Regions from separate parts of the Homo sapiens genome. Here regions 1, 2 and 3 are each linked to region 4. A link is a contact called in ENCODE Hi-C or POLR2A ChIA-PET data. All regions are on one chromosome and are shown on one strand. Each heading gives the region's core, a stretch centred on a gene start or an enhancer-like site at or near the end of the contact. The rest is flanking DNA. Distances are from core to core; before and after follow the strand shown. Region 1 overlaps CREB5 (cAMP responsive element binding protein 5). Region 2 holds the start of CREB5 (cAMP responsive element binding protein 5). Region 3 overlaps CREB5 (cAMP responsive element binding protein 5). Region 4 overlaps JAZF1 (JAZF zinc finger 1).

Region 1 (5,065 bases), core at 522-3,021, 330 kb after region 4:
ATGATGCCTTTTCTAGGCAGGCAGATGAAATGTGCCTTTTGCTAACATTTAGAAAGAGAACCTTGTTCGAATGATGAGAGAATCTTCAGATGGCATGAGATTTTTGCCTTAACATGGCCTTTAAGTGACCTCCTAGTACTGTCAAATGTTCACACACTTGACATTTGAAGCAGAATGTGTGAGGAATCTGAATCAAGGCTTCGGTATATTTTTACCCTGTGTTCAACGGACATCGTGAGCTGTCTCAGGCTCAGAACACAACTGCTGGCTACTTTAGAATACAACCTGGGAATGCCCCAGCTTTCTGCTGGGGTCGTGGGAAAAAAGCACCCAGTATGATACCATCATTCTCAAATGTCTTTCAAGAGGAAGTCAGTAGTGGTAATCATAGGAGTTAATAGTAAGATGAAATAGTCTCTTCCTGGTTTCGCCGAAAGCAGAGTGGTCTGGCTTGGGCATCACTGGGCTTGATGCAGTCTCACATGTGGTAGCTCACATTCATGCAGAAAAAGACACATTTTCAGATGTTTTGAGTATGACTTCAGCCCGTACATTGGGTGGACCAAATGTATATTGTTGCTGAAGATATAGATACTTATCTAGAATAAAAATCCAAAACCTCCCCCCCCCCACATTATCCAATAAAAATCATCTGCATGTGTGAAAAGAAAACTAAGACTAGACTAAAAAGTTGTGACTCTTAAGAATATTTAAAGATATTTATTTTACATGAAAATTGTTTAAAAATCAAATGCACTCAAACTGCATTAAAAAGTATCTATCTAGAGGCAGAGTAGTACCATTTGGGAACGTGTTCCAATTCTAAAGAGGCAAATTTTACTGTAGTAGGGCACAAAGGGAGAAGAGAAAACTATACTGCTGACCTTTTTCTTAGATTTTCCAAAAGGCAAGCTGCTTTCCACCAGTATGAAGAATAGATCCAGTTTTGCACTGAATTTCGTTGCTATCATAGTCTTTTCTCTCAGGAGTTCATGGGGGCAGTTATTTTAAATGACAATGAAATACTTTCTTTTCTGGAAAAATAGAGATGACAGGGTCGACCTAAACCTTGGCTATGTTTTGTTCTAATTTTTCTTTTTTGTTTTCTTTCCTTTTTGTGCACAGTGAGAGCAGGTAAAAAGGAAGAGAGTTTGCCACCAGTCAGCATGTTTTCTGAGGTTATATGTTTAGTCCCATTAGAAACAAGCTAAATTATTTGGTTACATTCAATATTTCCTTCAAAACCTAAGAATCTCTACACTTGTATTTTGTTAACCACACACATGTCAAATAAACTTTTGTTTTAGAGATGTGATGTCTTCTGCAAGAAAGTATATTGTACTGCATGGTAACAAGGGGACAAGGACCTAAATGCGGTTCATACGCATTCAGCGACTTACTCAACATTGCACCTCTCATGCTTCACACAAGTGCTTATTACCAAGTATGTTCTGAACTATTGAACCCATAGAGAGGAAAGCTATAAGACAGGATTATGTGAAACAAAAATCAGAATTAGCCAGTAACTTTGAACAAAGACCTCCTATCTAAAGAAACATATGGAAAATTTAAAAAAAAGAAAGAAAGAGGAATCTAACATATGAAAACCCAATCCCACTGGAATGTTTTCCTATACACAGCATAAACGCCACATAAATAAAACCACAAACCTCTGCAGAAGTACGTGAGAGGACGTGAGCCCCCAGCACTCTCTCCTGTTACGGCCCCCTCTGGGAAGTAAGACCCGGGTTAGTTTCCAGAGACAAAAGCTGTTTGGAAATCCTTCCTCCTGGGAGCAGTGGGCCTCATTGGAAGGGAACTTCTGACAGCCTCTAAGCATAATATAAAGTGTGACGCAATCCCAAAGGGGGCTGTGATTCAGGTTGTAGGATTCTGAGCTTTTGGGATACCAGGGGATGGCAAATATCTTTGAAGAACAGGGATATTCTTCTGGTTTGAACAGAATAGTAATATTTAACCGCAGTGTTATGTGTCAAGTTCAGGCCTTCTGGGGGAGACTACTGGCTCTAAACTGCCCAGGAACACACCCTCTTCACGCCAAGTTCTGGTGAAATGTTCACTTATAAGGTACAGCCCCACTCTTGGTCTTGTTCCCTGTGTAAATCTCTGGTTTGAAAACCTTGTAGCATTCAGGCGTTTCAAGCTTGAGGGCTGAAATGTCACTTTTAAAGCAGGGTTAAAAAGGTCACACAGCTGCAAATAATAATAGCCCAATGAAATTCAGATTCTGACTGCAGCCCGCTTCAAGAATAACACTGCAACAGGAAACAAGACCACAAGATCCTTTCACCAGTAACGCTGGTAAGAACACTACTGATAAAATGAGTATATGCATGTGTCTGTGTGAGACAGACAGACAGACATAAGGAGACAAACACACAAAGAGAGGAGAGAAAGGCACACATGGAGAAATAGACATGCAAAGAGACAGAGGGAAGATGCCCACAGAAAGAGAGAGAGACACACACAGACACACAGAAAGATACCAAGACAAACACAAAGTAATTGATTTTCTTGGACTGAAATTCAAGGTGTTTATTTTTCTGTGGAAAGTTACAATATTCAGGTTTGAAAAATAAAGATATATTTGAAATCCAGAGGACTTACTTTTCTCTTAATTTACAGTTAGCTTCCAATAGTTATGTTTTCACATAATACCTCTTTGAATGGTCCTGTTCTACAGTGTTTTACTACAATGGCACTGTTTTGCAGATGAGCAAATAAGATAATGAAAGATGCAATATCCCTCCCAAAGAAAGAAATTCTTAGCTCCAAATTGCATATGCAATTCCTTCCCAACAGCTAGCCACATGTGGGGATAACCTACCTGCATCCTTGCTTTGAAAGTAGAACCAGGCATCTTTGAAGAAAATAAATCGAGAGTGTGTTTTTGGTGAATGTGTGTTGGGTTATTATTGTGTGTGTCCCCTTGCCCTTCTGACAGATGTATTGAGATAAATATTTGCTTTGTTTCAGAAACACGAAGTGCAAATTGGCCATGGCCTTAACTAATATAATTAATAAACAACATTTGTTCCTAGGAAGAAAGCAGGATTGATGTGGAGTGTCATACAGTGTGACTGACTCAAGGTGCTCCTGTTTTCCAGCTGTTTTTGGTATTTCAGGAAGGTCCAGTTTCCTCCTCTAGAAACCTTTTGAGGTCTCATAAGCTCAACAAAGCAGAAAGATCTGTTTCGTGTGAGTCCTGCCAAGAAGGCTCTTCCCACACTCACAGGAGAGTGATAAATGCTGATAAATGTTGTCAATATCACGAATAAAATTCAAGCCCCCCTTTCAGATTTATAATGCATTCATTTCCAGGTTAACAATATCAGAGGTGACAGGGACACAGCCATATTGTTAGTGCTCACTGATACTCATGATTTCAGTTTGTAGGTTTGAAGTTCCCATAACTTTTGGTATTTATAAGAATACATGCCAGGCTTTCAGATTAGAACAGCCCTTTTAGTGTCTTACTATTTATTATTGCAAATTCCATATCACTGTATGAGTCCATCTGCTGTGAATGGAGGAAACTTGTGCCATCCCACTAAGATTAGAGTTTGATGTTAACTAGGGATTAGTAATGGCTTTCTACAATTTACATGGGCAAACATCACTCTTGGCTGATTACAGCAAACCAGATGATGTCAATTTATCCCCCCTCTGGGCTTAGTTGTTACCCTTAAGTTTACAATAGGTATTTACAGTATATTGTGTAGGCTGTCCACGTTTCAGTATCATTTGCTTTTTGCAGTGTTTGCCTTTCATGAAATGGTATTTCCAAGTATATCCCTAAATGGCTGGCAAAGCATTTGAATGGATTGCATGAGACATTGTGGACGATTTCCCATTTTAGACCAGGAATTTGTGGGGTCAGACACTGAACAATGAAAGAGATTCTTGCTCATTGCGAGGCCAGAGGAATCCAGTGGCAGTCGAGGGTTTGAATTGTAAATCAAGCTTGTCATCTCTTTGTCAACCATGAAAAACCTCAACTCACTTTATGTGCTATTAGGATTTGTTATCAGAGTTTTTTTGTTATCTTCCTCAAATTTGAAGGAAATTAAAATCAGGAGGCATTTTTTTCTAGTTGACTGTTGATGCTGAATTTTGGAAAAGAGGAACAAAAATGAGTACCGTTTAGAAAATATTAAATGATGAGGCAGCATCTGCCACAATTATGACAGTGTCTAACCAAAGGTATCGGACTACTCAGAGTCTTTCAAATGTTGCTTCATGGGGGTCATACTCAGCCCACATGTGGTTAATAGACTGGACTTTAATGATGCCAATGTCCATGGCAACATTAACAGACAATTTGTAATGAATTAATACATTTACTTGTGAGATTGAATAAAATTAGATTCACTCATTGTTTCTACTGAAAGCACCTTTGACTTTTTTCCATGAAATCTGGAGAGATTTCTTCTCTGGCCATAACTGTCAACAGGTAGACTGAGTGATCCCCAAAACTACTTACCTCACCAATAATTTGATTCAGGGCAAACAGTGTTTGAAAACCACTGCCTCAGGAGTAGAGAATGGGCAAGCTGTTTGGGGCAGTGTATTGTGATGATTCAGGATCATTATCCATTCCACAAATATTTATTGAATGCCTACTATGTAAGCTCTATGCAGTGGAGCCTAGGGTATGGCAGTTGCCAAGCAAAACTTGGTTCATTAAAAAATCCAAGCCAGTAAAACAACTGAATGGGAAATGAGAGGATGAGGACTCAGGGAGAACAGCCTCGTTCAAATCCTGTCTGAGTAATTTGCCCCCACCTGATGAATGGTTAAAGAATCTATGCAGGGCTTTATTTAATAAGAGTCTGTTTGAGAGAATAATTATTACAATATGTGCTAGAAAAGAACCATAATAATAGACCATAAAAATAAACCATGGCTCTTGACTAATACACTAGACCAGATCATACTCGTTGATAAAAGTAATAAAGCCTACATGGTAGAGAGGTACCATTTAGAAAAACTATTGCAAACACCTACACAGAAAGGAATTAGCAAGAGAATGCTGTTTGCAGAG
Region 2 (5,086 bases), core at 2,274-4,773, 260 kb after region 4:
GGCCCTCCCCGCAGAAGAGCCCACGCCCGCGCCTCCTCCGTGGTCTTGTCTGAAACCATAAGGATTGTTTCCAAGCTGACTCACACCACTAATGTCAGGGAGCCGTGTCACACGGCGCTGGGCTCTGCAAGCTGTTGCTTGCGCAGTCGCCCCCGCCGCTGCCGCTCCCGGGCGGGTGCACCAGGGTCCGCGCGGGCGGGGCGGGGTCGGGGCGGGACCGGGGCGGGGCCTGCCCCCTCGACGCGCCGGCCCCGCCCCTCGCTCCGTCCCTCCCCAGCGGACCGCAATGATTTAGAAGTTCAGGAATCCCACGTGACGTCACCGGGGGGGTGATGTAATGCACTCTAAATAGAATGTATTGTAATCTTTGCTCAGTCCAACGTGGTCCCTTCACCCGGGCTCCGCTCTTGCCTTCTCCACACTTGTTTGGTAAGTTCCTAAAAATACGGCTCGGCCACTTCTGGGGCTTTTGCATTTAGCCACTTTTGTTGCACTTGCCGCAGGAGCCATCTCGGGAGTGTACTTGTTTGCAGGGGTTGGTTCTCGGCAGCAGCCGCGAGGTTACTTGGTCCAGTGGGCAGGTCACAGGGCAAGGAGTAGGGAAGATGCGATGCATTTTTTTCTGGAGGGTGATCTGTGTTTGTAAACATTTTGGCGGACCAGAGGGAAGTCCGGCCCCGAGTGCTGGTAGACTGTGGAATTCGGCTGTGTCCTGAGGCCACCCTAGAGACCCCGCGCCGCGTGAGTGCCGGAGCGCTCGGTGGCCGCCGCGCCGCGCGCCTGGAGGGATGCTAACGTGGAGCCGGCGCCGAGTCCGCCCGGCGTGCGTGCGTGTGTGGGAGCGCGCGAGTCCCCTGACGCGGGGACCAGTTATGAATCGGGGGTGTGTGTTTGCCTCCAGAGACCTGGCAAGGTGCGGAGCCCTCCAGAAGTGCGGTCAAGCGGCAGCGGAGACGGCGAGCCAGGAACCTCCCCCCGCGTCCCCAGCTTCCCAGCGTGGCGGCGGAACCCCCGGAGAAAGTTTGCAAACTTCCAGCGGGCGCGGCGAGGACGCCGGGTCACCTAGGGGGCGGGTGGGCGCGCGCGCAGGGGGCTCGCTCTCCCCGGTGCGGAGCTGCAGCTGCCACCTCTCCCGCCGGGCTGCCGGCTGCAGCGGGTGGGCGCGCGCCCGGGGAGGGGAGGTCGCCCTCGGAGGGCGCTTGGCTTTCGCTCCAGGCGCTCCGGGCTGGAGAGCGGCGAGGCTCCGTCCGCTCCAGTCCACTCCTCCGGCCGCCTCCTGCCTCCGCTGCTTTCTTGCTGGCATCGTTACCTCTTCCCGGCCGCTGCCCCAAATGACAGCTCCGGCTCGAGCTTTGGCGGCGCCCAGGCAATTCCCAAGACCTGGCGGCGGAGTCTCCCCCTGCGGCAGATTCTCGGCAGAATCACTTGAACTTTTCACGAAGTTCTTAGAGGGGCAAGATGCGAAGGAAGGAACCAAGGAGATGTTTTCTCTCAGCAGCTGCATCCCGCTTCTTCTTTGCCATAGATTTATTTTTAAGGGGCGTCTGGTAGATAAAGCCCTAGACCTTGTCCACACTCTCACCCCCATCCCCAACTTTCCCTGGACCGGTGCCGCCCCCACTTGATGCTTGCTCAAGGCCGGGGACTGGAGCGGGCTACTTGTATATTTCGTTGTCAGTCTGCAGAATGTGTTTGATTTTTATTTTTCCCTCCTTCTCTGACATGTGTCAAGGAATAAAGACTGGATACAGGTCCATTACGTCATTCTGCAGGCCAGTAAGTGTTTGATTAACGGCTTGAGCTCCTCAAGGGTTCAGGAGCTTAGAATGCTGACAAAGCAACTCTGCTTTGCATCCCCCTACCCTCCCCACAACACACTCGTGCAATCGCCGGCTCCCTGGGCATCTTTATTGCCCTCTCTTCCCAGCCCCTCCCTCTCCACCACTCCCCCGTCTACACCGTTATCACTCTAGCCCCGCCCCCGCCTTTTTACAGCTTTCCCTGGGGCGAGCACGGTCCCTGGAGTGTGGGTAAAAGCTTCTGGGGTCTGAGGGGACCACTGTACCTGATCAGCGCGCAATCCGCCCTTTTGTATTATTTAAGAAAGGCACCAGTAAGCCTTCTCCTCTAGGGCGAAAATGCTTAGTCCTGATAGAAAAGGCAAATCAGGAAATGTTTGCAAGCGTTATGATAATACTCTGTCCTCGTGGTGGTGACTTAGGAAAGCAATACACCCACTGCAAACAAAGTATTTCACTTTACGTAGTGCCTGCCCTTTAGCAGAAGAGGGATGCTGACAAAATCAGGTTTAGCTGAAAGGATCAAGACTAAACGTTTCATTTCCAAAGTGAGGGAATGTGAGTCGTTGAACCTAAACTTCCATACAATAAATTGCTGCGTGCGTTAGTTTCTAGCTCTTAACCTTAAGTTTCTATGTTGAAAGAGGAAGTCGAATACGTAAGTCATTGAACTGAGTCAGAACCTCCGTATCTGGCAGTTGAAATAAAGACCCTGTGTATGACTTGTTGCAAGGGATCAAAGTAAAAAGAACCCTCGGTGTGGGGGGTGGGGGGGTGGGGGCGTGAGGGAGGTGTGCAGCAGAAATTAAATTTAAAAAAGTATTAACAGAGTTTTGGATAGAGGGAGAGAGGGGATTGGAGTGGTCCCTGATTTGGAGTTGGTGAAAACTAAATAAAGAAAAGTTTATATTGCAAATATGTGGGAATTTCTTGAAGAACACATGTTTTCTTATAATTAGATCTACTTTCTTCAAAGCGAAAGCCATGCTGTAGGGTAGGCATTTGTGAAACTCCTGTCTGGGGTCTAATTGACATCCTTCCCCAAGTCTGTGGCAGGATTTAGTATTTATTCACATCTAGAGATGAAATAGTGTAACCTCCACACAATATATGTGCATCGAAAATGTTGAACTTCTTGTTTGTGATGCATAGACTTAAAGGAAAAAAAATGGCCCAGTCATGGGCACTGGAAAGTGTGATTAATGATCAGTGATTTAGTGATCAGTGATTAGTGGTTTTATTCAAACTGTTACCTCTGACCAGAAGCACACATCAGAGGATTAACAGGCTCTTTAGATAAATGCTCATTAGTGGAAGGGGAAAAGCAAAGATAATAGGCATGCACCCAGGGACAACTTTCGAAGAAAATCATTCCCGTCTTCAGAATAATAAGCTCTATTAACAGAAAGCCCTTTTAATTTAAAACTTGCTTTTATCTTGTAAATCAAAGTTAGATGTAAAAGTTTGTAGTGCCATTATAACCTAAATTTTCCCATATCCACTAGATGTGGATTATCTCAGTAGCGATATTTTTTTTTATTTAAACAAACAATTGGACCTTTAGAGCAGCTGAACCCTGACAAGTTCTTAACTCCCAGGGTTTGAAAGTGTCCCCCCTTCTAGCATGGAGATTGCAGCTTGCTAACTAGATGGCGCACTGTTATTTGGTGTTCTCTGCTGCGTAGCGCAGGAGTATAAACTGAGCATGTAGCTGCTTGCGAGGTGTTCTTCAACATTTACAACAAAGTTGATTCTGTGTAGGGTTGGAGGCTAGACAGTTCCACAAATTTTTAGTCACATTTTCCATGTCAGTTAAATCTAGGGAGTTCAAGACTACTGGAAAAATTAGTCTCATTACTAAAAGAAACTTAGAGAACGAGGGAGGTACCAGAGTCTAGGAGGTACCTCTGGGTTGCAGAAGTAATTGTAAAATACCAGACCTGTTCTTTTTACTAAAAGCTAGTTTCACTATCTTCTGGTCTGAAATACTGAGGCAAATACTCAAGACTTATTTTCTTCCTAATCTTGCTGGTGAAACAGAAGTTACTAGAAAGAAAGGAAGAAAAAACTTGATTTGGTGACTGCAGGAAGCAACACGTTGCTGCTTTTATTCTACAGATAATGGTAAGGATGATGTTTATTATGCATATTAAACAGAGAGAAAACTTTGCACTTAGTTAAATAGAACCAATGTTGTATTTTCATAGATGGAATTCAGAAATGGAGTTTAGATTTTGCACAAAATTTTAATGTTGCTTTTGTCAGTTTCCTGGGACTTATAGCATTTTATGTGGAAGGATGTGTGTGTGTGTGTGTGTGTGTGTGTGTGTGTGAATAAGACTATTATTTCCCAGGTAAAATATGTTCAGAAGCATATGAACTACAGTGGGGAAGCTATGGAGCATGTTAAGTAATGTGTCAAGCATGAATTCCCCTTTCTGTGAGGTTTCATGAATCACTTCAATAAGTATTTAAGTTTTAATAAGAAAGTTCTTGAAAAAGAAACCTAAAAATTAAAAAAAAACAATAAAACAGTTTTCCGCATTCAAACCTAGATGTGTATGCCCCTGAAGGATGATTCTATGGGTTGAATATCAACTATTACTTTAGTTCTAAAACTTAAAAGAAGAAGTATAATAAAACTCACTTGTGTCTCCCCAGAAATGTTTCTCATTTTCCTTTGCTTATAGCATTTTATATGGATCTCTTATTTTTAAATCCTTACTGATTATAGTGGTTTTTATTTTTCAACTTAACTCATAGTAAACATATTTGAAAATATCTCCAAGCCCACTATTTTTAATGTAAATTGCTGGTGCCGATAAATTGCCTGTCAATTAGCGGTCAGTCGTGACCTTATATAGTTGATACCTGAGAAGATAGTTTATTAGAACATTCCAACAAAAAATTGGAAACCATGCCCTTATTTCTAGATCTCTGTTATGTCACAGCTTTTATTTGAATAGGTGGCTAAATGAATGGTAGTTTGTCACAGAGACTTTTCCTGCATAGATTTTCAATTCTAGTAAGTTTAAGATTTTTGTTACAATGATTTGTCAGTTTCCCACACCTGCACATTCAAAACCAATCAATCATGGAGTTTCCATGATGGCAAGTTCCTAGACTCCCAATTTCTTACTATAATCTACTTTTTAGCAATGAGGTATCACAATCCTATAATATTTTCTTGTCATTGGAGTTTACTTCTTACTAAGCTAAAAATTATTTTGTCGGTGTGTAGTGTTCACTAGATCACTAAGATGTGAACTTTGTATTTGTAGTTCATT
Region 3 (5,012 bases), core at 2,231-4,730, 350 kb after region 4:
CTGGTTAATGGCTTAGAGAACTATGCAGAGATTTTGAGACAGTCTAGATCAAGCTGGGAAAATGCCATAATTAATCTAATCCAGTCTACTACAGGGTTAGGTGGGAATAATACATGTACACAGTGGAAATAGCATTGAGGCCTTGGTTATAATCCTGTTGTCTCTACCATTTATCTGGGAGACCTTAAGCAAGACTGTTAATTACTCTGGGCCTCTGTTTTTCTGATCTGCAAAAATTTAGCATGGCTAGGCTTTCTTCCGTGGTCCTTTCTGCTTCTAATATCTCCTGTTTCTGAGAAAAGACCATTTACACAATTTTATTTGTCTCAACTCAAGTACACCTTCACCAAGGAAGATGATTGCACTCAATGACGATGGAAGTGCAATTCTACTCTACTTACCTTCTATTTAATGGAATCTTGTGAGATCTAGATTCTCAAGAATTGTATGAAAATACTTTATAAACTGCAAATGCTGCATATATATTAAGCTACAAATAGTGGCTTCAGCTCCATCAGTTTTATAAGTAGAAAGCTCTGTAGAAAGTAAAAAATATGAAAGAAATTCTTTTCCTTTTAAAGAGCATTTGCAGAACATTCTTTTTTTGGCTATAGCAAAGGAAAATAAAATTAATAATGACATTTTTAAAGGATGAAAGCTGAATGTGTTTGACTTGGAACTTTTTATCATCCTTCTATGATTTTCAGAAAGAGAGACAGAATTGTTAAGTTTTCTTTCTCCATTAAGAAAAATGAATTAACATGCTTGTTTGTTTCTTTTTGTTTACTATAAGAATTTGCAAAATCCTTTTTCTTTCCAGCCCCCTGAAGTCAGGCTTAACATTGGGTCAGATTTTTTTTTGGCCTTATTTTAGCAAAATCATTTTCTTTTTAAAGTTCAAAATAAATATAGAAAGAAAAAGGGTCATTCCACATGTTTCAATGTGTATTCAAATGGTACAGACTTCAGACAAGTGGAGAGTGAGATCTCCTGAAGTTGTCTGGAGGGAGTTCAGCAAAAGCCCTCGCAGACTACAGCCTTCTGTCTACTGTATTCCTGCTTCGGAATTTACGGTTTTATTTTCTTGCATATCGTTATGTTATTTAAAGGGCCAAGAGACTGGATGGCTAGTGGACATTTTAATTAAGGCAAGGGGAGGGGATTAGTGAATCTAGCTCATGCTTGCTACTGGCTTTTGAGAAAAAAGACCCATTTATGAGCTCTCCGACTCTGTTTTCAGATCAAACTCCGACCCCAACGAGATTCCTGAAGAACTGCGAGGAGGTGGGCCTCTTCAGCGAGCTGGACTGCTCCCTGGAGCACGAGTTCAGGAAGGCTCAGGAAGAGGAGAGCAGCAAGCGGGTAGGTTTGCTTGGATGGCCGCCTTGAGAGGTGTCCTGCTAGAAACTTCCACGAGGAAACTAGGTGGCACTGCACTGCAGATTGTGTTGATGTGGCCTTGAAGTATTTTAGCCATTTGTGAGTATTTGTCTAATTTTTTTTAAAAGATTACTCCTTGATTATGGCAGAATTCAAAGCTAGATAAATCAAAAATTTAGTCAAACTTACAGATTTTTTCTATTCTCAATCAGCTGTTTTACTTTGCTAAGTATTTAATAGCAAACCTTTTGTGAGCAGTGAGTGCAGAAGAATAGAGCCAATGGGTGAGAGAACAGGCGAGTAATCTTCATGGTAGAAGAGGGGATTTCATCAGACTTTGGCCCATGTTGTAACTGTCTGTTTTCGATAATCTTTCCAGTCATTCTGCACCAAATTCATAATTATTTCCTGGTCATATTACCTTGTTCTAGTATTGAACATCTGTTGTTGCTGAGACAAATAAGTTGAGTACAACTGTGAATCATTTGTTCTTAAAAATGTAGGAAAATCATTTTGTGAAACCCTTAAGAATATATTCGGTGTTTATGGGAATGTGCTGAAATTTAAAATCACTTTACAAGAATAATGAAAGGAGATGGTGGTCACAAGTCAATGTGATGAGGATGCTTTTTGGTATTTTGTTCATTGTTATTATACAGCATTATTGAATGCCCACATTGTATTAAGAAACAAATTAGATACAGTCTGTGAACAGAAATTCAAAATGTGAAAGGTGATTGAAAGGAAAGACCAGTTAGGTAGTAATGAATTCTGAAGTCCAGCTGTTCCATCCGGAAAAGAAATTTTAAAAGGTTCTGATATTTCTCTAAGTGTTTCAAAGCCTTTTAGTCCTTGTCTATGTGAAATTATAATAATCCCCCCTCCACCAGATTTTTCCTGTCACATTCTCATGTCATAATAGTCAAGGGCTTGTATTTAGCCTGTATGGCTTCAGGAGAAACCATGAAAATAAGTGATGCTTACAAGAGGGGTACAAAATCTCAGTCAACTCGTTTTACTTATTTATAATTAATTTATCATGCATGCTTGACTCTCTCCTCCACTCCCCCTCAAAGGATATGAAGTGCCTTTTTTCTTTTTTAAACAAGCACTTACATAGCAACTATTATTTGCCAGCCAAATAATAAGGTTCTGAGCACTTTAAAAAATTAACTTAATAAAAATAAAAGACATGCATTCTATATTTTGTTGCAATAGAAATGTATATGTATATATATTTAAAACCATAAAAATAGCATGCAAGAGAGGAAGAAATTCTCATCATCTAGTCAACTTCCTTTGGTTGAGTAATAAATTTTTTTTTTGATAGACATGTGTATGTAGAAGACTAAGGAATTAAGTTCATTCATTCCTCAAGATAGTCAAAGCTGGCTTCTTAAACTGAACTATAAGAAAGATGTGTATTTCATCCATATTGTCTTCATTTCTGATAGAATGGTTTTACCTCAAGTGTGTGCCCTTGATTTTACTAAAGACATTTTTCCAAGAACAGTTTCGTGAAGCCCGTGGTCGGGGTGTGGTTTTAGATATTCTCCATTGCATTATTCATGATTTCTTATATGAAGCCCTGTGTGAGGAAATTCTTGCAGATCTGAATTCCAGGAAATGGTTTGCTTCCCCTGAGGAACTGAAATATTTTTCTCCTTATGGACATGAGAATCATGTAACTGGTTCTGTTTCTCTTTTCGCTTTGACTGCCAGGTTAACACAAAGCCAAGTTTACTGCTAAACTTTGAAAACCTTTTCGAACATTGTGACGAGCATATTTTACTTCCTCCCTAGACCAGACTTTCAGTTCTAGTTTATATTTTCTCTGGTTCTGATTTTTAATTTAAAAAACATTGTCATGCTATACATGTTTCGTGAGTTGCTTTAAATTTCTTGTGGGTTGAAAAAGAGTATAGATAATTAAATTTTAAAAATTAAAATAATTAAGCAACCAAAGTAAGAAAAGGAACTATTGCAGCTGTAGAAACATGTTATTTTCTCTCTTTTAAGTGTTGCTCATAGCCATGTGATGCTTTCATGATAGGTGTGTGGGTGGGGAACGGCCAGCCTCCCCATGGTCTAGGGCCAGCATCTCAGGACACCGCCGTCTCATGCCTCAGCCTCACTTGCACGCATGGGAAGCTGGACAATATTCAGGCTGTTGAGGCTTCTTCTTCCTTTGCCTCATTCAAACCAGAGGGGCCAAATCCAGCCTCAGGTGGCCATGGTTACACGAGAGGGCATTGTCTTGAGGGCTAAACCACAATGACTCCTCTGGCAGCAAAGACGGCTGTGTTGGTGGCTTTGGCTCTGGCATTTCTTTGGAAGTCACAGGGCAGGGAAATGAGGAGTAGGAATAATGCTCCCCCGCCTGACAATATTCTTTTACCTACCCCTTTGACCAGGTTTTTCCAGCTGTCAACATCCTTGGCATCCTGCCACCCCAGCTCTTCTTTCCCTGCTTAAAAAGCAGAAACACAGGTTCTTATTCAGTGCCTATCTTATCATTTTTTAGTATTCTTTTCTTTTTCCTTTTGGTCTACATTCTGACAATTATTTCTTTTTAATTCTACATCTCTAGTTGTCTTCTGATTTCTTTTCCTCTGAGTCTTTAGACTTGCATTGGTTCCCTCATTAGGTTTTAGTAAAGTGGAAGATGGATTAATTTATCTGGAGAATTTGGCTAAAGAAAGTTCTTGCTTGAACTTTCTATGTGTCTTACACAAAAAATATTGGAAAGATTGGACTGGTTCTGCACACCACCTTTAAAACTTCTAGCTGCAGTTGGTCTAGAAAATTCTGTTAAAGAGCAAATAGAGAATTGATCCTTACTTGACCCATGTGGCTGTCCATTGGGGAAAAGTCTGTTGTACAGACTCTGTCTCTAATCCCAGCATCCTTTTCCAGAAGCATCCCAATGTGTATATAGAATCAGCGCAGGCTGTAAGCAGGTTATGTCCACTGGAGAAAGCCCTCATTATCTGTATTAATACTATACATAGCAGACAACACGTTCCATAATAGCCTCAATTTCCATATTAATAGAAGCTTATAACCTCATAAATCTTTAATAAGAGAATTGTTTCCCCTTAGAAAAGCATGTTGTAATTCACTATCAGGTATCATAAATGTCAACTTGCCAATGGCTTAGAACTCAGACTAGTTCATATCCTGAAATATATAAGAAATTTTGTTCATCATTTTTCATTCAAGAAACATTTTCAAGTGCCCACCACATGGCAGGCACTGTCCAAGGCATTGTTGAATATACCACTGAATAAAGATGATAAAAAACAAACAAAAATACCTGCCTTCAGGTAGTTTACCTCTAGGGGGCAAGAGAAACAATAAATATGTGAAAAAAAAATCTATAACATGTCAGATGGTGATAAGTGTGATGGAGAAAGGAATAGCAGGGAAGGGGCACAGGGCATGCTGCGGGTGGTCAGGCAGGCATTGATGGTTAGTAGATGTGCAAGCAGAGACCCAAAGTGGGAGGAGGTCTGAACCAGGTACGTACTGGGGAGAAGAATGTTTCAAGCTGAAAGCACATAAGTGCAAAGGCCTGAGGCTGGAGGGTGCTCTGTGTGTTGGAGGAATTACAAAGAGACCCAAGGCGGGTG
Region 4 (4,733 bases), core at 1,358-3,857:
AATCAGCACCTCCACTATGGCCCTATGAGCAGTGTGGGGCCACTAGTACTCTCCAAGGGTACACTACTTGGTTTGCTCATCTTGGAGCATACAGTTCTTAACACTGTCAGCCAGGAAGTGGGCTCTCAGAAAATGTTTGCTGAAATAAAACTAATGAAATGTAAGCATCAGGCTCTTTGCGAATGATAAAAAGCATCACACTTCCACTAAAAAAAAAAATTAGCAACAATGTATTTTATAAATTTATTTTCCTAAAGTCTATATTTAGAATATGATTATTCAAAAAAGTGAGTAACTTCTATTGGGGAAATTTTCATTAATAACCAGATTGCAGGTTTTTCCCAACTATAATAAAAAGGCAAAGACCAAAACAAAACCAAACAAAAAAAGGATTGTTCAGTTCTAGATGACGATACCAGGAAATTCTACCTGAGGCAAACCTATCCCATAGCCATCTCCATTCTAACTGTCTCACTCTCTGCAGCCATACTGAACAAACCTATTCCCTCTTTCTTGACAGCCCTCCTCATATCTGGAACTATGTTCTCTTCACCAAGCTAAGCATTACCAGTCCCTCTTCTCTTCCTCATTCATGGCTTCCAGAGCCTTCATTTCTTGATAGCCTTTCTACAGAGACTTATTTCATTGAATATGACAATCAGAATTGATGTGGTCTGGCAATGACCACGGTGGGGTTACCACTCACCATACCCAGAAATCCATACCTCTATTAGGGGTGCTTTGGGATGTCTGCAGCTCAGAACTGTTTGCAAAACATGTATCCTCTCCTGCCCTCCACCTACCTGCCCCTCTACCCCCTCCCCCTGGAACAATTATCATGAGACTCTAAGAGAAGTCCCTATCAAAACTTCACTATGAAAAATCCAGGGAGAACACTGGGAAATGCCAAGAATTCTCAGTCCCTGGGTACTTTCATAATGGGATGAAGAGGTACACATGAAGATGGCCCCTAACAAAGCCTCCCCGAAGTTTTGGGGACTGCTGTCCTCCTTGACTGACCCCCTCCCATCCCAACCCATGAGGGTAACTGGCTTATATGACTATTTAAGAAAGAATCTGCAAAGCGCAGATGAGCTTTTGCTACAATCCCACAAGTTGATCCCATAATCTAAGCTGTCCAGCAACAGAATAGACCTGAAATAAGCTGATGTGAAATAAGCCCTTAGTGATCACAATGTTCAAGCATGGCAGAGGGCCACTGTCAGGGTCCCTACAGAAGTCTCCAATGGGTAGAGCAGATGGGTTTGAGACCACTAATGACTCTTCTAGTACTTAAGATATGATCATTATACAGCCTCTTCAAGATCCTCTGGTCAAACTTAACCTCATATCCAATAGTCTGATGTTCTGGAGTGAGTGCAGGACTCAAACATTTATTCAACAATCAACCAACTAACTAACCAAACCACATTTACTGAATGTCTCTTGAATGCCAACCATTGTGCCATACAGGTGAAAAAGGAATTCCACTCACATTCTCTGGCCAATGGGATCCTTTATTTTTCTGCTTGATCTTATTAATCTATCACTGAGCAACCTTAGGCTGCTGCTGACAATTAATACTAAATAATTATTTATGATTCCCTATTCCTACCTTTTATTAATTATGGTACTTAATTTCTCAGTTTCAAAATTTCTGTAACATCATTGATTATAAATATATTCTATTTCCTACTAAGATGATGCCTACAATATTGAAAAAAAAAGGGGGCTCTCAATGATAGAAGGAAAAAATGGCCTTTTCTCCTAAAAACAATTATATTCAAAATAGACAAAACATACTAGGGAGAGAAAAAGGCAAAACATTAAAAAAAAAGAAAAGTAAAAGCTTAGAAGTAGATACAGTAAGATATTTGCAATTGCTATCTGCCCTTGCTCACTAAAACTAAAAATAAAATTGGCTTGCGGTTTACTAAATTTGGTTGCAAGTACTTTTCCCCACCAAACCACTCTGCAATCACATCAGTCACTAATGAAAATGATTGGGAGGGGGGATGGAAAGGAGGCTGCAGTAAAAACACACTGTATATTTTCTGGAACATATGATGAAACAGAAGGTTTCACTTCTTGTTTCAACCATTTTAGCACCTTCTCCTTTTACTCAATTTCAGGGCATGAAAGAGACTGGGCAGTTGTGCAGAATATGAGGAGAACTCATTTTGAGAGAAGATTAAAACCTGGCCCACTAATAAACTATCTTCAGTTACTGTACACATCAGTCAAACCAAATAATTCACTCTCAGTTTAACTCATTCTACAGGGCTCTGGAATAATACATCACTCTTCTGATAGAGGCACAAGTCCATTAATTACCAAACTGTGCTGCCACAGAGTTATACGGTCTTCATTCTTCCCCTATAAAGTGTGTTTTAGTTTTCGAGGCAAGAGGAGAAATTCAGAGGGGAAATGAGTAATTTAGGAACCTTTTACAGCTCTCTGGCCTGCACTAAGTAATCCTTTCTTCCCTTTCAGAGTTAATCATCAAAGGTACTGAACACAGTATGGAGGGCCTGGCCACCCATGCCCATTCAGCAACTACAACCTCCACCTAAATTCAGAATTATCATACAAGAAATGACCCATGCAGAAGAGACCAAGAGAAACAACCACATCTAGGCTGTGACAGCACAGAATGTATGTGTGTGTCTGTGTGTGTGTGCACGCGCACATGGGAAGTATAGGAACCAAATACCTGGGTCCAAATTCTAACCCTGCTTCTTCCTGGGAAGATGATCTTGTGCAAATTAACCTCACAATGCCTCTGCTTTTTGATCTGGAAAATTATCTTAAGGGTATAAGGGTACCTACCTGATAAGGTGTCTATGAGGTTACATAAGCTAATGTAGGTAATGTCCAAATCACAGTAGCTGGTATGTACATATACATACACCCTTGATAGATACCTTATTCATTCAATCCAAATTGCCACTCACTCCAGCACACTGGTATCTCTGGCTGCCAAGAGTTATGCAACAACATACTTAAACACCAAATCATCTAAATCATTTGGGTGGAACCATCGATCCTTAACCAGGCTTGTGAAAGGTTCTCTTGGCTCTGTTTACTTTGGACAGGCATCAAGCGTCTGTTTTCCTCAGAATCTGAAAGTCACTGGGTCAAGGCTGTAGAGGCCCCTTTTCACACAGAGGAACCAGTCAAGGACTGAGATTGCTCTGTGTGGTGGTGGTGGTCACCTGGCCAATTGCATGGGGAGTCACTTCGTGGCTTTGGCAGAGTCTGCCACTGTCTGCTAGAATAAATGTGGAGCCAAAATATGATTTGTCTATTTTGACTTGTGTACATTTTCTGAGTACAAGAGACTATTGATAAGAAGTTTAGGTAAGTGGAGAAAATGTTTGTTGATTCCCCAGAAAGCACAAAATGTTCATTCAGTGAAGAGAGAAGACCATTCGCTCATTATAGTTATGAATTAACGCTACATCTTCTACAGCAGAGGTTCCCAAGAGTGTATTGAAATTACCTGGGAATTTGTTGAAACACAAATTGCTGGGTCTCAGCCCCATAGTTTCTGATTTCGTAGGTGTGGGGCAAGAGGACACAGTGTTGAGAATCTGCACATCTAATACAATAATCCAGAAAATACTGCTGCTGCTTGTCCAGAGACCACTCTTGGAGACCACTGCTCTATAAGCAAGAGTACGTCACCAAGAAATTTAAATTCAGATCCTAGAACTAGAACACTACCAAGCAAGGGGGGAAATCATTCTTATGAGACAGTCATTGAATGAATGCATGAATCAAAGGGCAGATAAATACCTTCTCTTCCATCATATGCTACATTTCCCATATTTGTTTATACCGGACTCCATACTACGTATAAATAAAGACAGTCTTCAATATCCATTAAGATGACCTTCGATATCCTTCAACCAACCACAGTGGATTCTGAAAGCATACATACATGTGCATGCACACAGCCCCTGTGGTGGTCTGCTCAATGTAACTCAATCTCCTCTCTCCTTCCTTTTAATAGCAGAACCTCCAGAGTGTCTGCTGGGCAAATGGCTGCCCAGCTGCAGACTGATCTCCTCAGCACCCCCACAGCTAGGTGTGCCCACTAAGTCCCTCTTCCCACAGGCTGATAAGCAGACAAAGTGAGAGGAGGCTGGCCTCAAGCACTGAGTCAGGACCACAGCCTAGAGTAGAAGGTGGCAAAGTTCCTTTGTAAAGAGCCAGACAGTGAATATTTTTGGCTTTGTGGGCCCTATCAGCTCTATCACAATTATTCAACTCTGCCATTGCAGCACAAAAGCAGTCACAGACGGTATAAAAATAAGGAGTATGACTGTGTTCCAATAAAACTTTATTTATGGACGTGAAATCTGAGTTGCAAATAATTTTCACATTTTTTCCAACCATTTAAAAATGTAAAAGCTATTCTTAGTATGCGGGCTGTACAAAAACAGGAGACAGGCCAAATCTGTCCCAAGGGCAGCAATTTGCCAACCCCTGCCCGATGGGAAGATGACACAAGACAGAAGGAACCCATCCTTAGACAGCTTCGTGGAGGAGACATACTATCCACCCTGAACCACAGTCTACTTCCATTCGTGACAGAGACAGCTTTTATCTTCTTTTAAACAATTGATTTCAGGGTCCCTGTTAATGAAGCTTAGCATGTAATGCTAACTCATGCACCTACATACACAAAATCACATTTTGGTGTGACACGGTTTGAGTTTAGTACTGTT

Evidence for each region. A loop is a pair of places that touch in the nucleus more often than their neighbours do. ChIA-PET counts read pairs that join two places held with the same protein, here RNA polymerase II (POLR2A). Pooled maps may share reads with other maps.
Region 1: a map with no recorded cell type shows a loop between it and region 4 (12-fold over the local background). The contact joins two enhancer-like sites. A Hi-C loop is called at or near these places in 18 of 37 single-sample maps with no recorded cell type and 6 of 50 pooled maps. POLR2A ChIA-PET finds 5 or more read pairs at or near these places in 1 of 52 experiments (T-cell).
Region 2: a pooled map shows a loop between it and region 4 (4-fold over the local background). The contact joins the promoter of CREB5 here to the enhancer-like site in region 4. A Hi-C loop is called at or near these places in 1 of 37 single-sample maps with no recorded cell type and 13 of 50 pooled maps. POLR2A ChIA-PET finds 5 or more read pairs at or near these places in 1 of 52 experiments (H1).
Region 3: a loop to region 4 is called in a map with no recorded cell type, with 7 times the contacts of the local background. The contact joins two enhancer-like sites. A Hi-C loop is called at or near these places in 3 of 37 single-sample maps with no recorded cell type and 2 of 50 pooled maps. POLR2A ChIA-PET finds 5 or more read pairs at or near these places in 1 of 52 experiments (T-cell).

Annotation. Positions count from the first base shown.
Region 1 is chr7:28,479,405-28,484,469 of GRCh38, forward strand. All of the region lies in intron 1 of CREB5 (cAMP responsive element binding protein 5), which reads left to right. Among named protein-coding and RNA genes, the nearest start is that of CREB5, 69 kb to the left of the region's middle. Within about 2 kb of position 1,772, at least 2 of the 41 ENCODE cell types and tissues checked have a DNase peak (open chromatin) inside an H3K27ac peak, as active enhancers do.
Region 2 is chr7:28,408,995-28,414,080 of GRCh38, forward strand. CREB5 (cAMP responsive element binding protein 5) reads left to right here and starts at 3,524. Exons shown (of 11, transcript NM_182898.4): 1 at 3,524-3,923. The coding sequence starts at 3,921. RefSeq lists silencers at 1-210, 179-248 and an enhancer at 3,521-3,610.
Region 3 is chr7:28,506,376-28,511,387 of GRCh38, forward strand. It overlaps CREB5 (cAMP responsive element binding protein 5), which reads left to right. Exons shown (of 11, transcript NM_182898.4): 4 at 1,241-1,362. Among named protein-coding and RNA genes, the nearest start is that of CREB5, 96 kb to the left of the region's middle. Within about 2 kb of position 3,481, at least 7 of the 41 ENCODE cell types and tissues checked have a DNase peak (open chromatin) inside an H3K27ac peak, as active enhancers do.
Region 4 is chr7:28,153,112-28,157,844 of GRCh38, forward strand. All of the region lies in intron 1 of JAZF1 (JAZF zinc finger 1), which reads right to left. Among named protein-coding and RNA genes, the nearest start is that of JAZF1-AS1, 25 kb to the right of the region's middle. Within about 2 kb of position 2,608, at least 3 of the 41 ENCODE cell types and tissues checked have a DNase peak (open chromatin) inside an H3K27ac peak, as active enhancers do.